Regions from separate parts of the Homo sapiens genome. Here region 1 is linked to region 2. Evidence: chromatin loops called from intact Hi-C (ENCODE). Cell type or tissue: GM12878. All regions are shown on one strand. Each heading gives the region's core, and the rest is flanking DNA. Links, peaks and the distances in the headings are about the cores only. Region 1 has its middle 32 kb from the start of PRDM8. Region 2 overlaps BMP3 (bone morphogenetic protein 3).

Region 1 (4,405 bases), core at 135-4,134, 820 kb before region 2:
AGGCTGTAGAAGTGGGCACGAATGAAATCAGTGTGACCAATTGCAAAATTCAGGTGAGAGATAATTGTAGCTCCACCTGGGCTAGTGATAGTGAAAGTAGTGTCAGTAGATGATTAAATTCTGGATACTTTTTATAATGGGAAATTTCAAACTTATACAAAAGTACAAAGAATAGAATAATAAACCCACATGCACCCACCTTCCAACTTCAATAATGATCTACTTATGACCAACTTTTTTTTTTAAATCTACGACTTCCCACTCCTTGCTTTACAAGATTATTTTGAAGCAAGTTCCGGACAGCAAATCATTTTATTCATAAATATTTCAATATGTAATCTTAAAAGATAAGGAACATTTTTAAAACAAAAATAGACTATCACATTTTTCAAGTAAGATTAAATTCTTAACATCATCAAGTATTAAATCAGTGTTCAAATTTCCTTTATTGCCTTATACTGTACTAACTTTTTAATTAGATTGAATTAATAACTAAATTATAATTGATTTGTAAGTCTCTTAAATCTTCAAAAATCTACAAATCTCCTTTTAGTTTTTTCCTTGCAATTTATTTTATAAAGAAACTGGGCTATTTGTCCTATGAAATTTCGTATATCCTGGATTTCTTCTGATTACATTATTATAGTGTCATTAAATCGTGTTCCTCTCTTAACTTTAGTTCCTGTTAATTGGCTGTTAAATATCTAGAGACTTGACCAGAATTCTTCATAGATGGTTTTTATGAACACCTATCAGCAGCCACATGTTTGGTTATCTCTTTTAGGAATGGTAATGACCATTTCTGGTTACTGCCTTGACCCAGTATTTCATTAGATATTTTAAAAATGGGGATTTTCTTCTTCTAACATTTTTTCTTCAATTATTAGCTGGAATATTTTTATTTTTTCTTCATTTACTCCAGAAAGTAGAGCCTGAGACAAAGACTTGGATGCTGATAATTTATTATAAAAAGTGATTCCAGGAAACAAGATTAGGAAGAATGAAAGAGGGAAGGAGAGAAAGCCAACAGAATGGTATGCTGTTGAGTTGGCCACCATTGTGGGCACCTGAGATACAATCTTACTGGATTTCCAGAGTACCTGTGTAGAATGTACTTCACACATTTCTTTTCAAGGACAGAAGAGGCAAATTTATCCTCTGGCTCTGGTCCTCCACTAGCCAGTGGCCAATTTATGGGATATTAACTTTTTTTTATTCTAGGTTGTGTATGTACTGAGTGCCAGGAAGATTTCAGCAAGTGTTCCACACTAAAGTGACTGAGTCTCCCCAGAGCAAACAGAAAGAGACTAGTGGTACAGCTGAGGCAATGTGTTTTTAGGTTACAGCTACCTGAAACAGTCCTAAGTAATGGCCAGAACAGAAAGTAAAGCAAGAGGTTATGAGGCAGTACAAAAAACTTGCATGAGAAGAAAATTTCCCCAATTAACTATTTGATCATTTTGAGGTACAGGAAAATAAAACTTGATCTCACATTCTTATTTTTACCAGTTTTCAAAATAATGAGTTGCTTTGCTAGCATCCTCTATAGATGACTGGCCAAGGTGTGTTACTGTGTGTGTGTGCTTCTTTGAGGTACCATAATAAACTGGTAATATAAACGTATTTGGTAGGTTTGAGTCCACTGTGTATATAATTCTTATTGATGAGAAATTACTATAAGTGTTCTCAATAGCTATGCCTTCAAGTTGGCTCCTAAGTCTTTAACGGTCTTTGACAGCTTCCTTGCACTCTGGTTTAACAACATAGCAGAATTTCTGCTCCAGACCTTCAATCAGCCATGTCTCTAAGGACATGGTTCTATTAATAAGGAATAGTATTTAGAGATTACTTTCTGGACACTAAAGATGGATATATTTTAAAAGCAGATGCAAAAGGATTTCCTGATTGGACATGGAGCATGAGCAAAAATAAGTGTAATACAAGATAGCTCCAAAGTTTCTAATTTGTTCAACTGGAAGAATAGAGCTGCCATCGAGTGAGAAGGGGCAGTTTTCAGGTCAAGCAGGTTTGGGAAGTGAAACTGGAGGTAAAATTTGTACGTGGTGAGTTTATAATTCTATTAAAAATTCAAGTGTGGATATGCAATTGGATATAGAAGCATGGATTGGATTCATGGGCATATAGGTAAATGTTGGGAACCATGAGAGTTGTTGAATTCATCAATAAAGAATATTTAATTAGAGATAAGATGAGGACCAATGATTAAGCCTTCAGATAGTCCTTATGACAAAAGTAAGAGGTTGGTGAAATAAGTCGGTACCAGAAAAGATAACTGGAAAGCAGTGTCTAGTGGCTTAGGAAGCAAACCAATGTGGTATCCTGGAAGCCAAGTGAAGAAGGTGCTTCCATGTGTAGGTAATGATCAATTGTGCCAGTGCTGCTGAAAAGGGAAGAAAAACCAGGACTGAGAATTGTTCATTATATTTAGCAAGTTGACATAATTAGGGATCTTACAAGTGGTTTCAGTGGTATTTTAGAAATGAAAGTAGAATTGGATTGAGCATAAGCTATATTTGCATACAAGCTGCTGGTCCCTCTATTCTGTTTCACTGATTCATTTATCTCTGCCTGGGCCATTACTGCACAGTCTTAATTACTACGTCTTAACAGTAAATCCCACTATCTAGTAGAGCAAATTCCTCTTCCTTACTCTTCAGAAGTATCTTAACTATTCTTAATCTATTAGTCAGCTATAGACATGTACATAGAAAATCCAAAAGAGTCCACAAATAATTGAATAGAATGAAAAGAAGAGTTTAGCAAAATGACTGGATTTCAGAGCAATATATAGAAAGTCAATTGTATTCCTACATACAAGCAGCAAAAGCTAGAAAATGTAATGAACAAAAAGACACTTTTATAATAATCAAAGTGAACATCAAGGAATATCAAATATCTGGAAAAAAGTATTTATGCAAGATCTCTAATAGGAAAATTATAAAACATTATCAAGAAATATAAGAGAAAGCCTAAACAAATAAAGAAATATATCATCCTTATAGAGAGGAAAATTTAGTGTTATACCGAAGCCAGTTCTTCTCACTATATTATATCAAGATTAATGGAGGAGAGAAGAGGACTAAGGTAGGGCTTCAGAGAAAAGTTGCACTTGGAGGAGGGAAGAAGCAGAGGAGTCAAGCAAGAATTTCTGGAAGATGCAAAGAGTCTTCTTCAAGGAGTATTATGAGAGAGTGCCTTGGCAAATAAGGATGAAGAACATTTCCAGAAAGATTGAATAGTCAATAAAACTTGATTATATCAAGGCTGGATTTAAAATGTTCAGATCTGGCAATTAGGAAGTCATCACTGAGTTTTGCGAGAAGAGTTGCAAGGAGAGAAGTGAATGGGTAGGAGGGAAGTGGAGACAGTGGACTTAGAAAATGAAAGAAAGGAGAGAAAGAGATGTTAGCCTGATGAGATACAATAGTCAATAGAAGATTTCAGAATAAAATGTTTATTTCTGGATTGAGAGATTTTAGCTTAAATACACAGAGAAAGAACATAGCAGACCAATAGAGACTATTTGTTGACCACAGGAAATAGTACAATAGGATGTTTATCTAAGCTTATTTTTCTTCAAACTGTCAGAAAATATCAATTTTCACTCATCCCTGTAAACCAATGAAATACATAAACTATAGTTTCTAGAAAGCTTATAATTTTAAATATAGCTGTAAGCTGTGTAATTTTGTTGGCTTTCCATGACATTGCTTTATGTTAAAATGCTTCTTTTAGAGTTTACAAATGCCTTCCTCACGTATTATCTCCTTCAAACCTCAGAACAACACAGTGAGTTAGTTTGGTTAAGTAACATTGCTGTATATTACAAATAAGGAAGCCTAAAATATTTTTTTATTTCAAAGTTCTAAAAAAGTTAATTTTCATGAAGTATTATAGCAGCAAACTAAGACTGCGTAACTTAGCCATAAATAACTATTGTGTTGCCAGTGTTCACAGCTGTGTTGCTGAGGACACAAGGAATGGATAAGTCAAAGGATAAGTATGTGCGACATCACTCGATCATGGCTAATTTGGCTCACCTGAATATTCTGAATGTCAACCAGACAGGATTGGGTCACAGGATATATAGCTGGGAAGTGAATGAGCAAGCAGAAATAATTATCAGTGTAACACAAGAAGCACCAGACTTAGAAGTTTGTTCCTGACTCCGTTTGAGAATTTAGGCAAGCAGTTCCCTCTGCCTTATTTTCCCACTGGACCATAAATGAAGAAATTATCGATGTTTTTAAAAATTATAGATGTTTTAACTTTTCCAGTTATATTTTGCATTGATTATAGGATTGAAAGGCTAGAGGGAAACCCAATTGACCAGTGTTCTTAGGAAATTAACATAATTGGTTTGGGCTGGTTTACAAAGAACAGA
Region 2 (4,405 bases), core at 212-4,211:
GAGTAAAACTCCATGGCCCAGGTCAGGAATGAAGGCTCTTAGCTGATGACATGCTCTCCCCTGCTAATGCATTTGTAATCAAATTCAACTCGAGGACATCATACACGGCTTGGCAGGTGCAGGCCTGACCATTGTAGATTTCATTCACAGACACGGCAGTTTGGATTTTTCTGATTTCTAGCCCTTACAGCCAATCTGTTCTCCCAGAGAGAGATTCTTGGAATTCTGCCATGAGATGAAAAATACCCATACAGTTAATGCCAAGTTCTATACCTTTGCCTCTCCTCATCACCTTAGAAGAGATGGAAAACAGAAATTTCAAATGAAAGTGATTGAGCTGTTGTCACTGACAAAGATCCAAGAGAAGTTAGTTTTGCTTTTTTTTTTTCAAGGAATTTTGCAAAAGCTATAAATAGCAAACACATAGAATTAGGCAGCAAAGAATCTAAACACTTTGAACCAAGTATTCCATACAAAGAAGAAATTCACATTTAATGCGTTCAAAATGATACAACCTCAATTAATTTCCTGAATCTTCCAATTCTAATCTCTGGTCATAAAAATGAACTCCAAAAACATTAAATCTTGATGTGCTAAGTTACTTAAGCAAAAAATTACCTAACTGCTATTGAAGTCGTGCTTCACCCTCATTAGAAAGAGCTGGTAAGGCAAATACCACAGATATGCATTAGTAATTGATATATTAATTTTTTAACTTGTTTAATAAAGAGTCATGAGAAACATGACCTGAACTCAGAAACAAACAGAAATTCCGGACTGGCAATATGCTTTACACCAGCAAATTACCGGATGGATCTTTTGTGCACGATGTAATTATTTCTGTTAATGGCAGGTTGATCAGAGGATTTCATAGTGAGAAAAAAAAAAGCAGGGGAAACTTCCTAGTAATCTGAGAGGTTCCTGATAAGATACACCAATGCAGAATCAGGGGCTTCTGTCCAAATTCCAGTGAGCCCACTAGAGACTACTCATATACTCATAGTTTCTGAATCTATCATTTGTTACTTGAAGCTGTAAAAAAAAGGACAGGAATTTTCCTAGGAAACACCCATGAATATTATCCATATCTACACCAGGTCATTTGCACAGAAACTTGTATTTGTGTTGATAGGAACTATTTCCACAGAAATGGATAAAAATGGAGGGTATGTTGTTTCTTTTAAGTATTTCATCCATTTAACAAGCATTTGTTCCATGCCTAGATTATACTAGGTGCTCAGGAACAGCAATGCACAGGAGAATTTAGCACCCAAGGTCTCATCTAATTAAGTTGATCCACTTTGTATAAAATTCAAATATTATAGGAGTCATTAAACATTAAAATAACAGAATAATTTTGGAAAATCTAGTTTAAAAGTTTTCGCTTTATGACAAGCTATTTAGATTATTGAGTCATAAAAATAACTTTAAATCAGTAGAGAAAAGTGGATGGCTGCAAAAGCTTTCTTTAGAAATTACCAATAGCAATAACAAGCAATGGCTACTGACATTTGTTGTACAATACTGATTGTAGTTTGTGTAAGTTACACAGATATTATTGGTGATGCAGGGCATACAATGTGCAAAATAAAACAGCATGGACTTCCTCTCCTCAAGGGAGGAATAACTTGCTTTGTAATGAATTAAAGCTAATTAATTCAAAGTTAACCAGTCTTTTTAACATATACTGAAAATCTCTAGGAAAAAAAAGTAAGAACAGTTGCCCATCATTAAGTCTAATTATTTAGTTACTTATGCCTAATCACAATAAAGTTGAAGTCTGATGTATGGATTTTATTTCATTGATATTAAAAGATGGGATGAGATTTAACCTTTCTCTGCCAAAAATAATCCTTTTTTTCTTTTTTTTTTTAAGAGTATGCCTGCTTTCTATATTATTGTCTTCTCCCTTGGTTTGTATATACCCTTAAAGTTTTAACTTGTTCCAGTTTCCCATGCTGGGAGCTTTAGGAGTTTGAAATTAAAATACCAATCCACTGGGGCGGGGTTCCTCTGAGCCATGAGAAACATGGCTCAAAGTTCTGAAATTAAAAAGCGAAAGTTTTGGTCAAAGTCCTACTCCTGAATTGGTCTCTGGCAAGTTACCAAACTTCTGTTTCTCAATGTGTTTAAAACAAAACTACTTTCACCTGCCTAAAAGAGGAATCGAGAAACACAGGTGTTGCACAGTGGGGCATCTCTTAGGAAGTTCTTACCACTCTGGCAATACCTAACATTCTGGACTTGCAAAAATGACTGTTCCTTTAGTACTTTTAGCTAGAGCAGAGCTGTATGGGGTTCTCTAAATAAAACCACATGCTTCACATGAATGTTAGTGGTCCCATTTGGCATTTTCTCAGGGAAAAGATTCTTACTCAGGCTTCTTTGGTGAAAGTTCTGGTATCCATAGGATAACTTTAGGCCCTCATAATTCCCAGAGGGAATTCCCAGAGGACGTGGCCCACTCTTAGAACACAACTCCATGCCTAATTCTAAACCAGTGGAGCAACAGTGACCCCCAGTGGCCAATGGTGTGGTCTTCTTACCCCCCAGTTTGTACTTCTAAGGAGAGTTGAATAATTACATAGTGGAATAGTAACCATCCAATCCATCTTGGCAACTATTAAATTAAATAAATCAATACCCCTCTGACCTGCTTGGTTTTATTTTAACAACAATGCCTAAATATCAATATAGCAGTGGCAATAATGTATCTCTGTTAAATAGAGTGCTTGTTAGGATTTTGATTAATGTAGGGTCAATAACGAATCATTTTTTGTTTCAATCCTGTTATTGAAAACACCGTAGAGTGTATTAATTCCATGTTTGGGGGCTAAGTTGTTTGTAATTAAATGATTCTTGCTGAGATAACTTGGTTTAAATCCTCTACCATTTACAAGCTATTTGAACTTAGATAAGTCGTTTAAGCTTTTTGAGCCTTTGTAAAATGTAAGAAATGTTAGCTTTGTTGTGAGAATTAGAGATACTACATATAATATGCCTGGAATGCAGCAGGCACTTAATAAATAATAACCATTTTGGTAGTGGTGGGATAGGCGATTGGGCTTAATGTATAATGATGCCAGAGGTTTTATTAAATTGTTGAAACAAATTCATTAGATAAGCATTTTGTGTAATGAGGACTGAGGAGTGGAAACGCAGTTCCACCTAACATATGTGTTCTTCTTTCATTTCTTTCTCTAGTCTTTGAAGCCATCAAATCATGCTACCATCCAGAGTATAGTGAGAGCTGTGGGGGTCGTTCCTGGGATTCCTGAGCCTTGCTGTGTACCAGAAAAGATGTCCTCACTCAGTATTTTATTCTTTGATGAAAATAAGAATGTAGTGCTTAAAGTATACCCTAACATGACAGTAGAGTCTTGCGCTTGCAGATAACCTGGCAAAGAACTCATTTGAATGCTTAATTCAATCATTAGTTTATTTTTATGGACTTCTTCCTGTTTTTTTTTTTTTTTTTTTTGCACTGCCAATGCATTTTGTTTCAAAAGATTATTTCTATAGTCAGAGGGGAATGAGCAAATAGACTGAAGATTGCCACCAAGGAAAAGAACTGTATTTGTTTCTGAATGTAACTTAAAGCAAGATTTTTAGTAAATATGGACATCTATTTCTCTTTTTGTAATCAAACACAACAACTTATCAAACTGTTTTTAGAACTGTTAGAGAACACACTGGTTTATTTTTGTAATGTTCTTTGAAAACAGAATGGAGAAGCAGCAATAGCTTGTCATTTATCTCATTTAATGACTAATGGGAAATAGAGAACAATTTCGCGTTTTGAATTAGGCTTATTGCCTTAGAATCCTGAGAAAGTGCTAAATAATCAACTCTGATGTTTTTCTTAAGTTCTTGAGACTCTTGTTTATCCTTGTTTTTCCTCCACAAGTCATTGTCTAAGTGTAATGGAAAGTTTATGCTGAGCGTTAGTGTGTATGTATGTGCGTACATGCGCCAGGTGCCTGTGCCCTCTGTAGGATGGTTTGCTTAATATGGTTTTATAATTCAGTTTACACAGGATTCTTTATTTTTTTTAATTTTGTATTTTGGCAAACACCATTCAGTTATAAGAACTTTGCCAAATATGATAGAATAATTCAAGAGCATATACAGAGAGTTACCACTTGACCCAGCTATTTAATTGCAAATACAGTTGTTTTCATTTCATTTCCTACCAGAAAAAGGAATCAGAAACCTAGTTTTTGAAAACACAAGTGTAATTCCTCTTTTGTACTTCTTTTTCACAAATGCTTTTATTTATTCTAAATTGAATTTAAAAATCCTTCCTAAAGCCATTAACTCTTTAATTCTCCTGATATGCCTTTACTTCCTATGAAGTTATTGGTAGATGTTGAGGCCCAAAAACTGGTAGAATATTGAAGATCTT

Evidence for each region. Hi-C counts contacts between places; a loop is a spot of excess contacts. Peaks named below come from ENCODE experiments on the same cell type or tissue, not always from the same donor. Only the 100,000 strongest peaks of a DNase experiment are listed, where the experiment ranks them.
Region 1: a loop joins it to region 2, with 4 times the contacts of the local background. A loop is called at or near these places in 12 of 110 quality-filtered maps.

What each region holds. Positions count from the first base shown.
Region 1 is chr4:80,227,315-80,231,719 of GRCh38, forward strand. No RefSeq gene overlaps it. Among named protein-coding and RNA genes, the nearest start is that of PRDM8, 32 kb to the left of the region's middle. In GM12878, for the core only: no CTCF peak of the experiment used is centred there; a DNase peak (open chromatin) is centred at 2,417; H3K27ac peaks cover 934 bases.
Region 2 is chr4:81,050,141-81,054,545 of GRCh38, forward strand. BMP3 (bone morphogenetic protein 3) reads left to right here. Exons shown (of 3, transcript NM_001201.5): 3 at 3,205-4,405. The coding sequence ends at 3,396. Among named protein-coding and RNA genes, the nearest start is that of BMP3, 22 kb to the left of the region's middle. RefSeq lists a silencer at 2,138-2,187. In GM12878, for the core only: a CTCF peak has its summit at 2,521 (motif pointing left); a DNase peak (open chromatin) is centred at 2,181.